Linked DNA regions of Homo sapiens: regions 1 and 3 are each linked to region 2. The links are chromatin contacts, found by Hi-C or POLR2A ChIA-PET in ENCODE. All regions are on one chromosome and are shown on one strand. Each heading gives the region's core, a stretch centred on a gene start or an enhancer-like site at or near the end of the contact. The rest is flanking DNA. Distances are from core to core; before and after follow the strand shown.

What was found. Hi-C counts contacts between places; a loop is a spot of excess contacts on that map. ChIA-PET counts read pairs that join two places held with the same protein, here RNA polymerase II (POLR2A). Pooled maps may share reads with other maps.
Region 1: a loop to region 2 is called in a pooled map, with 16 times the contacts of the local background. The contact joins the promoter of PRELID3A here to the promoter of CHMP1B in region 2. A Hi-C loop is called at or near these places in 3 of 37 single-sample maps with no recorded cell type and 9 of 50 pooled maps. POLR2A ChIA-PET finds 5 or more read pairs at or near these places in 1 of 52 experiments (BJ).
Region 3: a loop to region 2 is called in a map of sigmoid colon, with 4 times the contacts of the local background. The contact joins the promoter of SPIRE1 here to the promoter of CHMP1B in region 2. A Hi-C loop is called at or near these places in 2 of 168 maps with a recorded cell type or tissue (posterior vena cava and sigmoid colon), 1 of 37 single-sample maps with no recorded cell type and 11 of 50 pooled maps.

What each region holds. Positions count from the first base shown.
Region 1 is chr18:12,406,400-12,411,310 of GRCh38, reverse strand. It overlaps PRELID3A (PRELI domain containing 3A), which reads right to left and starts at 3,382. Exons shown (of 7, transcript NM_001142405.2): 1 at 3,304-3,382. The coding sequence starts at 3,335. RefSeq lists enhancers at 2,555-2,804, 2,662-3,321, 3,322-3,983 and a silencer at 3,005-3,584.
Region 2 is chr18:11,848,482-11,853,254 of GRCh38, reverse strand. It overlaps CHMP1B (charged multivesicular body protein 1B), which reads right to left and starts at 1,842. Exons shown (of 1, transcript NM_020412.5): 1 at 1-1,842. The coding sequence starts at 1,743. The coding sequence ends at 1,144. All of the region lies in intron 5 of GNAL (G protein subunit alpha L), which reads right to left. RefSeq lists a silencer at 1,131-1,425 and enhancers at 1,432-1,481, 1,750-1,989.
Region 3 is chr18:12,655,550-12,660,502 of GRCh38, reverse strand. It overlaps SPIRE1 (spire type actin nucleation factor 1), which reads left to right and starts at 2,396. Exons shown (of 17, transcript NM_001128626.2): 1 at 2,396-2,973. The coding sequence starts at 2,637. It also overlaps a transcript of PSMG2 not described here. RefSeq lists silencers at 1,937-2,086, 2,137-2,206, 2,209-2,377, 2,247-2,666, 2,857-2,976.

The DNA.
Region 1 (4,911 bases), core at 2,133-4,632, 560 kb before region 2:
TTTTTTTTTATTTTTTAGTAGAGACAGGGTTTCATTGTGTTAGCCAGGATGGTCTCAATCTCCTGACCTTGTGAAACGCCCGCATTTTTAAATGCCCCTTTCTATATTTTGGCCATATACTTTTAATTTTATTTAAACTACTTTCACCCCTGTCTAGGTAACACACACGTTAATTCAGTGGCCTTTCCCCGGGCTCTCTGTTTTTGTCTGAGTGTTTACACTGCTGTCTGCTATGATGATCTCAGGGGCGGAGTTTCTTCTCAATGTGGACACAGGAAGAAAACTTGATAAGATCAAACTGTTTGTGCCTAATTATTTCTTCATTTCAAAAGTACTGTAATCCCAGCACTTCAGGAGGCCGAGGTGGGTGGATCACTTGAGGTCAGGAGTTTGAGACCAGCCTGGCCAACATGGTGAAACTCTGTCTCTACTAAAAATACAAAAAAATTCACCAGGCGTGGTGGCACACGCCTGTGGTCCCAGCTACTCGGGAGGCTGAAGCACAAGAATTGCTTGAACCGGAGAGGCAGAGGTTGTGGTGAGCCAAGATCGTGCCACTGCACTCCAGCCTGGGTGATAGAGCAAGATTCTGCCTCAAAAAAAAGGAAAAAAAAAAGTAAATGTATTATTTCCAATCAAATGTTCACCTAACAGTACAACAAACTTTTTTTAAGTATAGAAAGAAAAAGAAAGGTCTATAATCCTCAAAGGAAAAAAATCAGGGGTTTCAATGGACGAAACAAGGGGAAAACTACACAGTAAGTCCAGCCAGGAAGCCAGACTTCCAATTTGTACTGTCATTTGGATGCTATGACACCTCATGGTACCACCTCATGGTACCACATCATTCATAACCCGTCCAGCCACAGGCCAATGACAGCATCCTCGGCCAGCCACATTCCACATTTGTCAGGCTTCATTACGGCCCTTTGCTTTCAAGTTCAAAAGTCTATGGCAGAGAATCAGCACCTAGTCCACAGCAGCTCCAGGGATGACCGGGATTCCTTTGGTGGATAGCTGCCCCTGTCCTGGAAGGACATCTGATCTCCATGTAAGATTCCTCACCCCTTCCGAGCACCTGCTAGGCGCCGGGCCCCGGCGGGGTGCCAGGAATACAAAATGAATGATGGGAGAAATGAAATACTGACACTCTACCACATGGTGAGCCTCAAGAAAATCATGCTAAGTGAAAGCAGACAGACACAAAACACCCCATATTGCAGGATGACATTTACATGCAATGTCCCAACAAGGCAAATTCATAGAAACAGAAAAGATTCCTGGTTGCCTGGGGCAGGGGTGAAAATGGGGTAAAATGTGAAGCTAATGAGCATGGGGCACCTCTGCAGGAGGACAGAAGTGTTCTAAGACTGGACTGTGTGTGTGATGGTCATACTTAGCAAAACTTAATGAATTATACACTTAAAATGTGTATAATTTTATGGTATGTAAAGTATCCTTCGGTAAAGCTTAAAAAAAATAAATGGGAGTTAGCAGCTGCAACAATTTTCAAAAGCATCAACTGTGATTTTTCACAGCTAGCTATTCATTTGTGCTTGTCCACAGACATTTCACAAACCTCTAGGGCAGACCTCGGCCATTCCATGAGAAAACTGAGCCCCAACCACCTGGCACTCCTGGTATGCAATGACTTAACTGTCCACAGCATCCAGACGGCTCAGTGATGCCCCCATCCTTGTTGCTGATGGAAACCCACTTGAGAAACACTGCAAGCCATACAAAAAATTAGATCCCATCAAGTCTAAAGACTTCATGAAAAATAATTTCAGAGGTTTTGAAACCACTTGATATATTTTTATTATAATTTTACATGTTTAAAGTCAGGCCAGTCACGGTGGCTCACACCTATAATCCCAGCACTTTGGGAGGCCGAGGCGGGTGGATCACCTGAGGTCAGGAGCTCGAGACCAGCCTGGCCAACATGGCGAAACCCTGTTTCTACTAAAAATACAAAAATTAGCCGGGCGTGATGGCCCACACCTGTAGTCCCAGCTACTCAGGAGGCTGAGGCACGAGAATCACTTGAACCCAGGAGGGGGAGGTTACAGTGAGCCAAGATCGCGCCATTGCACTCCAACCTGGGTGACCCAGCGAGCCTATGTCTCAAAAAAAAAAAAAAAAAAAAAAAAACCCAGCCTGGGTGACAGAATGAGACTCTGTCTCGAAAAAAATAAATAAAAAGAGTCAAAGGATGACAATTTCCTTCCACGCAGTACTTTTTTTCCCCCCAAAATAAAATATTTAATGCTTAAGTGAGGTCAGATAATTAAAAAATCTTTGTTGCTGTAAATAAACATTAAAGAATAATTTCAGTGTGTCACAGATCACTGACTTAAGGAAAAGATACCACTTAGGTTAGGAGGGCACTTTTTTCTTCTTTTTATTTGCACAATTCTATGGAGTATATGTGCAATTTCGTTACATGCATAAATTTCGTAGTGGTCAAGTCAGGACTTCTAGGGTATGCATTACCCGGGAAGGTGTCTTGCACCCATTAAGCAATTCTCATTATCCTCCCTGCACCCACCCCCTCACCCTTCAGAGTCTCCATCATCTGACGTTCCACTCTCCACATCCATGTGAACACATTCTTAAGCACCCACTTAGGAGTGGGAACATGCGATACTTGTCTTTCTGGGCCTGGCTTCACTTAAGATAATGACCTCCACTTCCATCCGTGTGCCGGGGGAGCATTTTTAAACAGTTCGAGGTTTTCCACGCTAGCTTGGAGGCCTTCCATGCCTACAAGTGAGTTCAGAGCCAGGGCCCCCGAAATGCCTTCTGCCCCTTTAGCTTCCTCCAGAGCTCACAGCCCGCCGTGGGCCCTCCGTGAAACGCGCGGAAGGTTTATGACAATCTCAGCAAAGGCGCCAGCTTGCAGGCCTCTCCCCTGCCCTGCTCCCGACCCCAAGGAGAGCAGCGAGCGCCAGGCCCCCGGCCGCCCCCCCGGCTCCGGCCGCCCCCGCCCCGGCCGCCCCCGCTCCGGCTGCCCCCGCCCTGGCTGTCGACCACCAGCGGGGCCTCTGTGCCTGCAGCCAGGCCCCTGCGCACGCCGGGGGAGAGGCCGTACCCGGCGCAGAGCCTCGCCCAGACCGCGGTCCCGGGGAAGCGCGCGTGCCCTCTCCGGGACGCCGAAGTTGCGGTCTGGGAACGGCCGGCGCGGGGCGGGGATCTCCGCGAGGCCCGCTGTGAGGTCCGGCCTTTCCTGGACCGCTCCAGCCGGGCTCGGGAGCAGGAGCCGGCGTCTGGACGGCCCCACCGCGGCCCTCAGCCCGGCCTCACCCAAACACGTGCTCCGAGCTCCAGATCTTCATTGCCGCCGGCGCAGGGCGCGGGCTCTGCGATCCGGGCCGGGTGCTTCGGGCCGCGCGGCTCCGGGCGCGGCGTGGGCGGGGCCTCGATGGGCGGGGCGCCCTTGGATGCCGCCCACCCCGTCTGGTGGCTAGGCTGGCTGCAGCGGCTAAAAATAGCTCTGCGGGCGCGGCTGTGGCGCAGCCCCAGACCTGCGCTGCTACCCTGGGGTGCGCGATGCGCGCTTGCTGCAGATGCCGCGGGCGTAGGAGGCGACGCTCGTCCTTACTCCCACTGTCCAAATTCTCCCAAGGCCCTGTCCAGCTACGCCGGTTTGTACTGTCGGGGACGTGTGATGAAAAACAAACCTGCCAACCCTCAAAACTCCACTGCAGTTTGGGTCTTGAACAAACATTAAACCAGCATGTGAGGCCGGGCGCGGTGGCTCACGCCTGTAATCCCAGCACTTTGGGAGGCCGAGGCGGGCGGATCACGAGGTCAGGAGATCAAGACCATCCTGGCTAACACGGTGAAACCCCGTCTCTACTAAAAATACAAAAAATTAGCCGGGCGTGGTGGCGGGCGCCTGTAGTACCAGCTGCTCGGGAGGCTGAGGCAGGAGAATGGCGTGAACCCGGGAGGCGGAGCTTGCAGTGAGCCGAGATCCCGCCACTGCACTCCAGCCTGGGCAACAGAGCGAGACTCCGTCTCAAACAAAACAAAACAAAACAAAACAAAACAAAACAAAACCAGCATGTGATGTGCATCACAAGCAATCCGCCAAATAGGCTGCAAAGACAGAAATCTCAGCCTGTATCAAACAGCCGGGAGGATGCAACCTACCCCACGCATGCTCCCGAGGTAAACGAGACAGCCCTCCGGGGAGGGGACTCCACTACACCATTTGTCGCAGAGTTCATCCTAAATTCGCCTGATGATGGAGTGGCCATTGGTAAATGCAGTGGCCATTTGCGTTTGCTAATTGCCTTTATCCAAAGGAAAAATGAATTTTCATACCTTTATGACAGGAGGTAGGTTTACAATTTGAAGCCAGGTGCTCTCTGGTAGCTGGGCTCCTACCCTCCCACAAAACTGGGAGACGGGGATGACATTTCAAAGAGATGACTCCCAAGTCCTTGAGAAAATACATTCTTGAGTTATAAAACTGGGGGGAAATCTTATTTAGCTTTAAAAAAATGTACGTGTATCTCAAAAAGAATTTGTGATTACAACTTGGCAAATCCTCTAAGGAAAAAGAGTCTCCCTTTCGCATAAACTACTTTTTAGCTTTGCAAAGTACCCTGCACTGCCACAAACGAAGTTGAAGTGCACGGAAGTGAGATGCTTGTTCTAAGAAGAGGGTACTCTTCTCCAGGATGAGATAGGGCGAGAGGGCAGGGCCCTTGTCTGAGTCGGCTGAGTCTCAGCCTAGAGCAGCGCCTGGCGCCCCTGGGGCGTCCGTGGGCGTGGGGAGCGCATTTGTGCAGTGAGGCAGGGAAGTGGAAGAGCACACAGCATGACCCGAAAGACCTGGGCTACAGTCCTGGCTCCACCGTCCACTCACATTGACCTCTACCTCCTACAGCGTTAAGCTCAGGA
Region 2 (4,773 bases), core at 593-3,092:
CAGATTTCCAGCTGGCTGGATGTATACATAAATGACTTGCATGGCTAAGTAAAACATTCCAGCTTATATTTTCAAGGATTTCCAAGAGTTCTTGCTTTTGGACAAATTAATAAATGCAAATTAGAACTTAAAACGCAGTTCTAATTTTATTTCTATTTTTGGTTGTTAAAATCAAAACAAAACCTACACACACACAGTCCTAGGGTTTTCTCAAACGAAATCAACAGTTCTTTGGCAATGTTAAGAGTGTGTAACATGACTGCCATGCTAATTAGCATAATTTATAAGACTTCTAATAGTGTTGAAACAGGAAAATAACTATAAACTTGTTAGAGAAGTTCGTTTGAAAGACACTGTCAAATGTCACACTAAGTCTTTTTAAAAACTCAATTTAGTAAGTAGAAAATATAAATGAACAAATTTAATTTTTCCAGATAATAAAGGAAGTTATTCGGCATTTTTCCCAGTTACGCAAAGACAATTATCACGTGAAAAATTTATAGAATGTAAGCAGTAAGAGAGTATTATGCAAAAATATCCTAAGGTAATTTCAGTATAAATTATAGGACCACATTTATTAATAATATACGTTATGAGAACAATCATTTGCAGTCTCACTGTGAAGGCAAAAAAAAAAAAAACAAAAACCAAAACCCAAAGGATAAACAGAAATAGCACAGTCCACCGAATACACTGCATGGTGTTTATAACTGTATAACCAAACTAAGTAATCTTTCCCCTCTCTTTAACTTTTATGCACCACCTGCCATTCTAGATACTATCAATCACACTAAATAATAATAAAAACCAACCACCTTCAATCTGATCATTCTGGGCAGGAAACTGAATACAGTTTTGACCAGATCTTCGAGAAAGATTCATATACACGAAATTAACTAGTTCTGTTAAAAGGCTGCTATAAAAATACCATCATTACGAGCTATACAGAACTTTAGAATCCAGCTAAGAGTGCAGAAATACTGAATTTCTTAATTTATGTGGAGGGGGCTGTAAACCCAAAGGTAGAAGGGCATTTCAGCATTCTGGCGTGTTCAGAGTTTCTAGGGTATAGTATCTCTCTAACACACAGAGAGCATTTCAAAGGGTGGCTATGGCCAGGAAACCTCAGAGCGGGTTCTGCCGTCACACTTGATCCCGAAGGCGGGCCAGTCTCTGAGACAGTTCATCCTGCTCCGCCGAAGCCACGCTCGTGCCCACGGAGCCGGTCTGGCCCTGCGGCAGCTCCATGTTGAGGTCGAGGCCCGCCTCATCTGCCATTTCCTGGAGCAGCATATCCACTTGGTTCTGGGGAGTGGTGAGCGTCGTCGTGCTGCTCATCGTGTCTTCCATTTGCTGCGTCTGGACGTCCAGAGTCTCAAACTGGTGCTCGAATTTGTCCATCAAAGCAGAAATCTTCTCCAGATTCATGGTCTTCAATGTCGCATCCATCGACTTAACCACACCAGCCATCGACTTGGTCACCTTGCCCATCGTCACCGCCGTCTGGACCCTGGCAGCCACTGCATCGACTCGCGCACTCATTCTCAAGAAATTCACCGCCTGGTTCTTCTGGCGGATGGCATTTTCGGCGTGTATCCTCGCAACTTCCATGTTGCCCTTCTGAATGGCCTTTTTAATTTTGGCCTTTTCGGCCTTTTCCTCCTTATCGCATTTTTTGGCACTCCTACTCAGTTCTTTGGCCGCGAACTTCAGGTTGAACAGGTGTTTCTCCATGTTAGACATAGTCGGACGGCTCCTTTGGGTCGGCGGCCCGGCTGAGAAGCGCGCCGAAGGCAGAGAAGGTAAGGTAAGTCCGCTCCCGGCCGCCGCTCCTTTGTTTTGGTCCCACTTCCTGTTTCTACTGTGAGCGGCGCAGGTGGTGACGTCAGAGCCCAGCGCCAAAGGCGGAGCCTGCGGGACGGAAGGCGCCGGGGTGGGGCCTGTGGGACGTAAGACGCCAGGGGCTGCGCATGCAGGGGGATTCTGGCTGGACGCTCCGGCGCTGCGGCGGGGAACGCTCGCTTCCTGCGCTGCGTTCTACCCGGTTTTTAAAATTCTAACGCATTAGTCAATTCACAAAAATTAGTGCCCCCACGCACTTTCCTAGTAATAAATCTACCGAAGTAGACAGGATCTGTGGAGACCCGCGTGTAAAATTACCCACGCTCCAAACTTGGCAGGCTTTATAAAGGGTGACTGGCTAGCGGGCTAAAAACCAGCCAAACATCAGCTAGGTCTTCGCACTAACGCTTGCTTTATTAGCATGGGTAATTTCCACTTTCTCAGGGGAACTGGAAACCATGGATACATTAAAAACAAAAACATTAAAACACATTAAAAACAAACGGGTCATTGACGCGTCTCCATCTTTGACTACAATTTGTGCTAGAGTTCTGTAATATCCTTTTATTGCATTGAGTGAAAATAATCTTCAAAACTGTGGCACCACCAAATTTATACTTTGTCTGGAAGTTCAGCTTCTAGGTGAGTTGCCAGCAATTATCCAAAAATCGTCCCGTGGTTTAGTAATAAAAAGACCCATCTTTTGCTGACACCATTCTGTCTTTTTGATGTTTTATAAATATCCAAGGAACTTCACTCACATTTAAGTTTGACAGGCTAAACTGTCATTTTAAATTATGCAGGCAGAGTATGTTGAGATATCAGGACCCACACCCACGGGCATACATCAAAACTGTCACTATGTATTACGCCCTTTAAAAATGCTGGCTTTCAAATGGCAGCAATGTGTGCTGTCACTTTTCTCTTTAGAAAGATTCCTCCGATACAGCAATAACAATGTGAGAAGACCAAATCTGCCCTAATGAGGTAGGCTGAAAATGAACTCTGAGAGCGAATTCTGTTTAGAGATCATTTTAATCTAGCAGCCTGCCACCTCGCTTAGCTTCCTGTGATAGCTTGCCAGTCAGTTTCACAACACAAGACCTTCTGAAGACATAGCTCTGATGTTTTCACTCTCTTGCTCCAAACCCCGGGCATGGAGGCTAAACCTGCTGTGCAGCATGCTGGCTCGTCTTTCGCGCCCCTCCACCTCCGCCAGTCAAAGCAAACCGCAGCATGGAATTTGAGCATTATTTGCGTCATTCGGCCAGCGGGGAGAATGTGACTGACGCCCGGTCCTGTGGCTATGCTGTTCCTGTTGCCTGGATTTTAGTGTCCATGCATCTCTGCCTATTGACACCCTGCCAGTCCTTCAAAAGCCACCTTCACCATGGAGCCTCCCCAGGACTCCTCCTCTGTGTGGCCATACTACAGGGCACATTGCCTGGCAAGGGGTCTGTGTGTATAGGTCACCTGTTACAGTGTGAACTACTTGGATGCAGACACTGATTCCTTCCCCTCTCCATGGAGCCCAGCAGGCGCTCTGCACACAGCAGCCACTGAATCCAGATGGCGTTGCTGAATTTAATTGTATTTCAGAGGGGATAGGATGTTACCCTAGTTAGCAGCTTAGCTATGGTTCCTTTTTGCCCCGCAAAGCAGTAGAACCCTTTTTCCAAATGAAACTTTTCTAGAAATGGAATATAAACAACCAAAAAAAAGGGGAAGAAATCTGTTCAAAGTGGATATAGAGAGCTTAGGCCCCCTACTCTGCTCACCCTCCATTCCACTCTTCCCTTCTTTTAGGTCCTGGTTTTTCTTGGAGTTTGCAAACAAGTTTCTTATCCAGCTTCCATGTCATGCTCCATAGTTTTCTTTTTTCTTTTCTTTCTTTTTTTTTTTTTTTTTTTTGAGATGAAATCTTGCTTTGTCACTCAGGCTGGAGTGCAGTAGTGTGATCTTGGCTCACTGCAGCCTCCCCCTTCTGGGTTCACGCGATTCTCCTGCCTCAGTCTCCCGAGTAGCTGAGATTACAGGCACACGCCAGCACTACCGGCTAATTTTTGTATTTTCAGTACAGCTGGGGTTTCGCCATGTTGGTCAGGCTGGCCTCGAACTCCTGACCTCAGTTGATCTGCCCACCTTGGCATTCCAAAGTGCTGGGATTATAGGCGTGGGCCACCGTGCCCAGCCCATAGTTTTCTTAATGACAAATTCTGACTAGGTGAGATGGTTTGGAATATAATCATGAGAGACTCCGATAGATGATGATGATAATGACAACTAACATTAATAAAGTACTTATGCACCAGACATTGTTCTGGGCACTTTACATAAATTAACTCATTTCAGCTTCGCAAACCCTATGAAGTAGATACTATAAATGTCTCCAGTTCACAGGTAATGAAAAGGAAGCACAGAGAGCTAAGAAACTTGCCTGAACCCACACATTAGGTAAGTGTTAGAAACCGGATTCCATGGATGTATTGGGACCAGTAATAAGGCAATGGGGAATCCAATGAACATGAATTAATAAGAATAAAATAATGATCATCATGTAGCCTAAAGAAAGAAGTTGACTTTCCAGCTGTTTTTTTGAGAAGACAGAGTTGCATTGACTGCAAAGTTAATATGAACTTTATAAAGTGTGGTTGTTGACTGGGCATGGTGGCTCAGGAATGTAATCCTAGCACTTTGGGGGGCTGAGGTGGGTGGATCGCTTGAGGCCAGGGGTTCAAGACCAGCCTGGCCAACATGGGGAAAGCCCGTCTCTACTAAAAATACAAAAATTAGCTGGGTGTGGTGGTGCATGCCTGTAATCCCAGCCACTTGGAAGGCTGAGACAGGAGAATCGCTTGAACTGGAAAGGTGGAGGTTGCAGTGAGCTGAGATCACGCCAGTGCACTACAGCCTGGGTGACAGAGAGAGACT
Region 3 (4,953 bases), core at 1,147-3,646, 810 kb before region 2:
TAAAAATACAAAAATTAGCCAGGCATGGTAGCGTGTGCCTGTAATCCCAGCTACTCGGGAGGCCGAGGCACGAGAATCATCTCAACCCAGGAGGCGGAAGTTGCAGTGAGCTGAAATCGCGGCACTGACCCTAGCCTGGGAGACAGGGTGAGACTCTGTCTCAATTAAAAAAAAAAAAAAAATGCATCTTTTTCCATTGATTAGAGGGATGACTAAAAAAAGAAGAATGCATCTTTTAAAAGATAAAGTTTGGATTTCCTTTACTCACTTCCTCCTTCCCTGTATTGTTGTCTTCAAGATTTATTTACTGCTCTATGCCAGGGTTAGCAGGTTAATGGCTCATAGATTCCTCAGTTTATTAACCCATTTATCTTGTTTACTGGTGGGTAAGGCAAAGATAAAAATGTGTTTGGCTGTAGTTGTCCAAGTGCAATGGGCAGCAGTATCCCATAAGGCCAGGAGGTGGTAGTGTTGTCCATAAAAGTAGACCTTCATTTTTTTTCCTGGATTGTTCAAAATATTTTAAACCAGTCTGTATTTGCAAAATCCACACAGGATAAACTTTTGAAATAGCAAAATTTGGGAATGTTTGTCTGTTTTTAATCAAGAGGACAGAGATATATTTATATGTATATAGTGTCACACATAAGGAATTACATGTTTGCCTCTCTGGGCTTTGGCACACATAGATACTGCATTGCTACAAATGAGATTATGAACCTATAATTAAGTGATGCTACTTTAAGGGGTTGTTTTGTCTCTCTCGTACTGAAATTATAATAAGTTGCCTGGGGAGCTTTCTTCTCCTCTTTCAATTTATTATTTATTTTTTTGAGACAGACTCTCGCTCTGTCCCCCAGGCTGGAGTGCAGTGGTGTGATCTTGGCTCATTGCAACTTCCACCTCCCAGGTTCAAGCGATTCTCCTGCCTCAGCCTCCCGGGTAGCTGGGATTACAAGCGTGCGTCACCACACTCGGCTAATTTTCTTTGTATTTTTAGTAGAGACAGGGTTTCCCCATGTTGGCCAGGCTGGTCTCGAACTCCTGACCTCAGTGATCTGCCCGCCTCAGCCTCCCAAAGTGCTGGGATTACAGGCCTAAGCCACTGCGCACGGCCCTCTTTCAATTTCTTAATTTTCCTTTTCGTCCTGTTGCTTTTCTCCCTCCTCCCCATTCCCAGCTGTATGTAAGATGGTATCTCATTTTAATAGACTGTTGTTATTTAAATAGACTGTTGTAGTTTCTACCGCAAGATGCAATTGTTGAGAGCGTGATTTCTAACATTTTACATAAAACTGCCGTAAAAGGTTTACTGGAACTTAATATACATTGCCTATTTGGTTGATGCTTTCAACACTCTGTAGGGCTTTCACACAGGACTAGCCTCAGTGGAATTTTATCGATTAAATTAATCTACCAATGGGTGATTAAGAATTATCTGTTTTATTGCATATTTAATAGGTTGGGGGGGCGGAATTCTTTCTTTCTACGGCTAATTGCCCTCAGTTCAATTTTACCACTGTGATATTCATTCCACATGCTCTGATGAGTGTGGTACTTGAGACATTACCTTAGTGAGGGAAGGGACCAATGTTACAAATGAATCCGGAAGGACGCTAAAACTAACACCTGCAAATTATGTACATGTTTATATTCCAGGCGCTGGTTTAGCTTTTGGGAGAAGTCAGTGAGGAAAACCCGTAAAGATCCCCGTCTTTACGGTGCTTACCCTGAAGATGGGAGTGGAGAGGGAGGTATTCAACCAGCAAGAAATCGGAAAACGCGCAGAGCGGCCGCGGGGTCACGGGAAACTGCCGGAGGCTTTCAGGGCCCAGGGCCCGGCGGGGAGGCTTCAGCGGGCCTGCATTTTCTTAGGCATCCGCTCCAGGCGGGTTCAAGTTTTCAACCAGACCTTCGGCGATCCAGCGCCTAGGGAACGTCAATGCGGGTGACTTCTCCCGCTGTGCAGGGCGGTGACCCGGGTTGGCGCGCCCAGTTCCCCGCCAGAGTCGGCCGGGGACTTCCCTGATAAATGCGACACCCTCTTGCCCCTGCGCCCCCCGACCGCGCGCCCGGCCCCGCGTGTCCCCCACGCCCCACAACCCTGCACGCCCTACCCGGCCGCGCATCCCCTCCGGACCGTGCGTCGCCGCCCTCACCATTGCGCCCCCAGCTGTGTGTCCCTTGCGACCGGGCCCCCCGACCGGGCGTCACCGCCTGCGACTCTGAGAGCCCTGCGGGCTAGAGACCGTGCGGCCATCTCGCCTCGAGGCGAGGCCCTCCTGCCTGGTCCTCACCTCCAGAGCGTGCATCCCCCGGCCCGTGCGGCCCCCTAAGGGGCGGGCGCTGGGCGGCGCTGGACGGCGCGAGGCGGGGCGGGGCGGGGCGGGGCGCCGGACGCCATCGCGTCGCTACCGGCCGGCGGCTGTCTGACCGGGACTGCAGCCGTGTCCTCGCCGCCCTCCTCTTGCCCACGCCTCCCGGGCACTCGCCTGGTCCCGGCGGCGGCGCGCGCGGCCGCGTTGGGCGGCGGCGGTTCCGGGGATGGTGAGGCGGCGGCGCGCGACGACGATGCTCCGGAGCTGAGGAGACGCCGGCACACGGCGCGACTGCCGAGCGCAGCGCCCACCCGCGGGATGGCTCAGGCGGCTGGCCCGGCGGGCGGCGGGGAGCCGCGGACTGAGGCAGTGGGCGGCGAGGGGCCGCGGGAGCCCGGGGCAGCCGGCGGCGCGGCCGGGGGCTCCCGGGACGCGCTGAGCCTGGAGGAGATCCTGCGGCTGTACAACCAGCCCATCAACGAGGAGCAGGCGTGGGCCGTGTGCTACCAGTGCTGCGGTTCCCTGCGCGCCGCCGCCCGCCGCCGCCAGCCCCGCCACCGTGTGCGCTCGGCCGCGCAGATCCGCGTCTGGAGGGACGGCGCCGTCACCCTGGCGCCCGCGGCCGACGACGCGGGAGAGCCGCCCCCAGTTGCGGGTGAGGCCGCCGGGCCCCTTTCCCTCGTAGTTCTTGGAACACCCGCGGCTGGGCCGCCTTACCCTCAGCGTCCCCGGCCCTTCCGCCCCCGCCGTCCCCCCCCATTTTGCCACGGGAGACCCCCGGGAGGATCCGGCGGGGACCCGCAGGGGAGGACGGCGTCAGGCCGTGGCTGGCCGGGGCCCCTCGGAGGTCAGAGCCTCGTGGCGGGCGACGGCGCAAATCCGCTGTGCGGAGGACGTTTGGGTGGGCCTGGGCCTGCGGGCCGCGGGGCGCTCGTCATTGTGCTGCCCGCGGGACAGCTGCCCGCGGCGCGTTTGGGAGCGGTGGGCTGGGCCCTGCTCCGGGCCAGCGGCCTGTGCGCCTCACGCCGTGGCTGCTGACACACGGCCGGGTTCACGGGGTGGGGAGGGCATCGCAGGCTTCACGCGGGGGCTCCGCACGGATCCTCAGTGCCGCTGTCGGAAACACCGCACTCCTCACGGGAAACTAGCAGTATTCCACATTAGACAGCCTTTCCTCGGTTCGGAAATGTAAAGATGATTCTGAACCGTGAGAATTCTGCTCTTTGGGGAGAAATGGAAAAATAGACTAAATAGTGATTTTTGGCTCCTGGACGTTAGAAAATACTGATTGCATTCCTGTATGTGAAAATTTGTTGTGATGAAAAACAGGCTTGTAAAGTGAAAAGTTGACAGGATGTCGGGATACAAAGAGAAAATGGGCCTTAGTTACGTCATTGTCTAATGTAAAATTTTCAGGATTATGACCTAAACAGTAATTTATAGCCAGGGTTTACTCAGATGCTCATTGAAGAGGAGGAGGAGGTTGAGAAAAGGTTTCTCCCATCAGTTTTTATCTAATTCATTCTTTTGAGAGGCAAGTCTATTAAAAACATAGAAAAACAATCTACCCTCACTTTTAGAAAGTTGATGGAAATGTCAAAATGCTTAAGGTGAAAGATGTAATTTCGAATTAGTAAAATGACATTTAATGAAAACCCTTGTCTAACTTGATTAAAACAATATTCAAGGTTATAGTTATTCTTTCAGTTCCACCAGAACGTTTTTATCTTTTATTTTTTAGTGTCAGGTAAACACATTTTTATTTACATGCTTTTATCTTTTATTTTTTAGCGTCAGGTAAACGATTTTTTATTTAAAGCCATCTTTTTAATTGTTCTTTTGAAACTATTTCAAATAGTATTTTTGTTTCTTTGATGGGCTTATTGCTTTTAAACTTGGACTTAATCTTAGTGGGAAATACTTGCAATTATAATTTATAGTGTATTAAATGGTACAAAAGATACATTTATAAAATACAGCAATGTCTGCCAGGTGCGGTGGCTCAAGCCTGTAATCCCAGCACTTTGGGATGCCGAGGCAGGTGGATCACCTGAGGTCAGGAGTTCGAGACCAGCCTGGCCAACATGGTGAAACCCCGTCTCTATTAAAAATACAAAAATTAGCCGGGCGTGGTGTTGTGCCGCTGGAATACCAGCTACTCGGGAGGCTGAGGTGGGAGAATTGCTTGAACCTGGGAGGTGGAGGCTGTAGTGAGCTGAGATCGCGCCACTGCACTCCAGCCTGGGTGACAGAGCGAGACGCCGTCTCAAAAAAAAATACAGCAATATCGTGCCTTGGGATTTAGCTATTTCCAGAGGAAAAATGGTTGTGTGCAGCCTGCTTTTAGAAGCAGCGTTGGTAGTGGTGATTTCCGGAGAGAACAAGCCCCCAGTTTACATTGTCTTGTCACTTAAATTTAATCCCAAAATCGTGTAGTTTTGTTGTCAAAGATTGATAGATTCTCGTGGATGGGTTTTTTCTTTTTTTTTGGTCTGAATCTTATGTTGAATTGGATTATTTTTTACATCACTAGTGTGAGTGATAACATGTTGATCTCAGTGTAATAAACTGCCTTTATGGAGAAAATAGTGAGTGGAGTTGTTCTCCACAATTCGCAATAGGTTTATAATTCTCT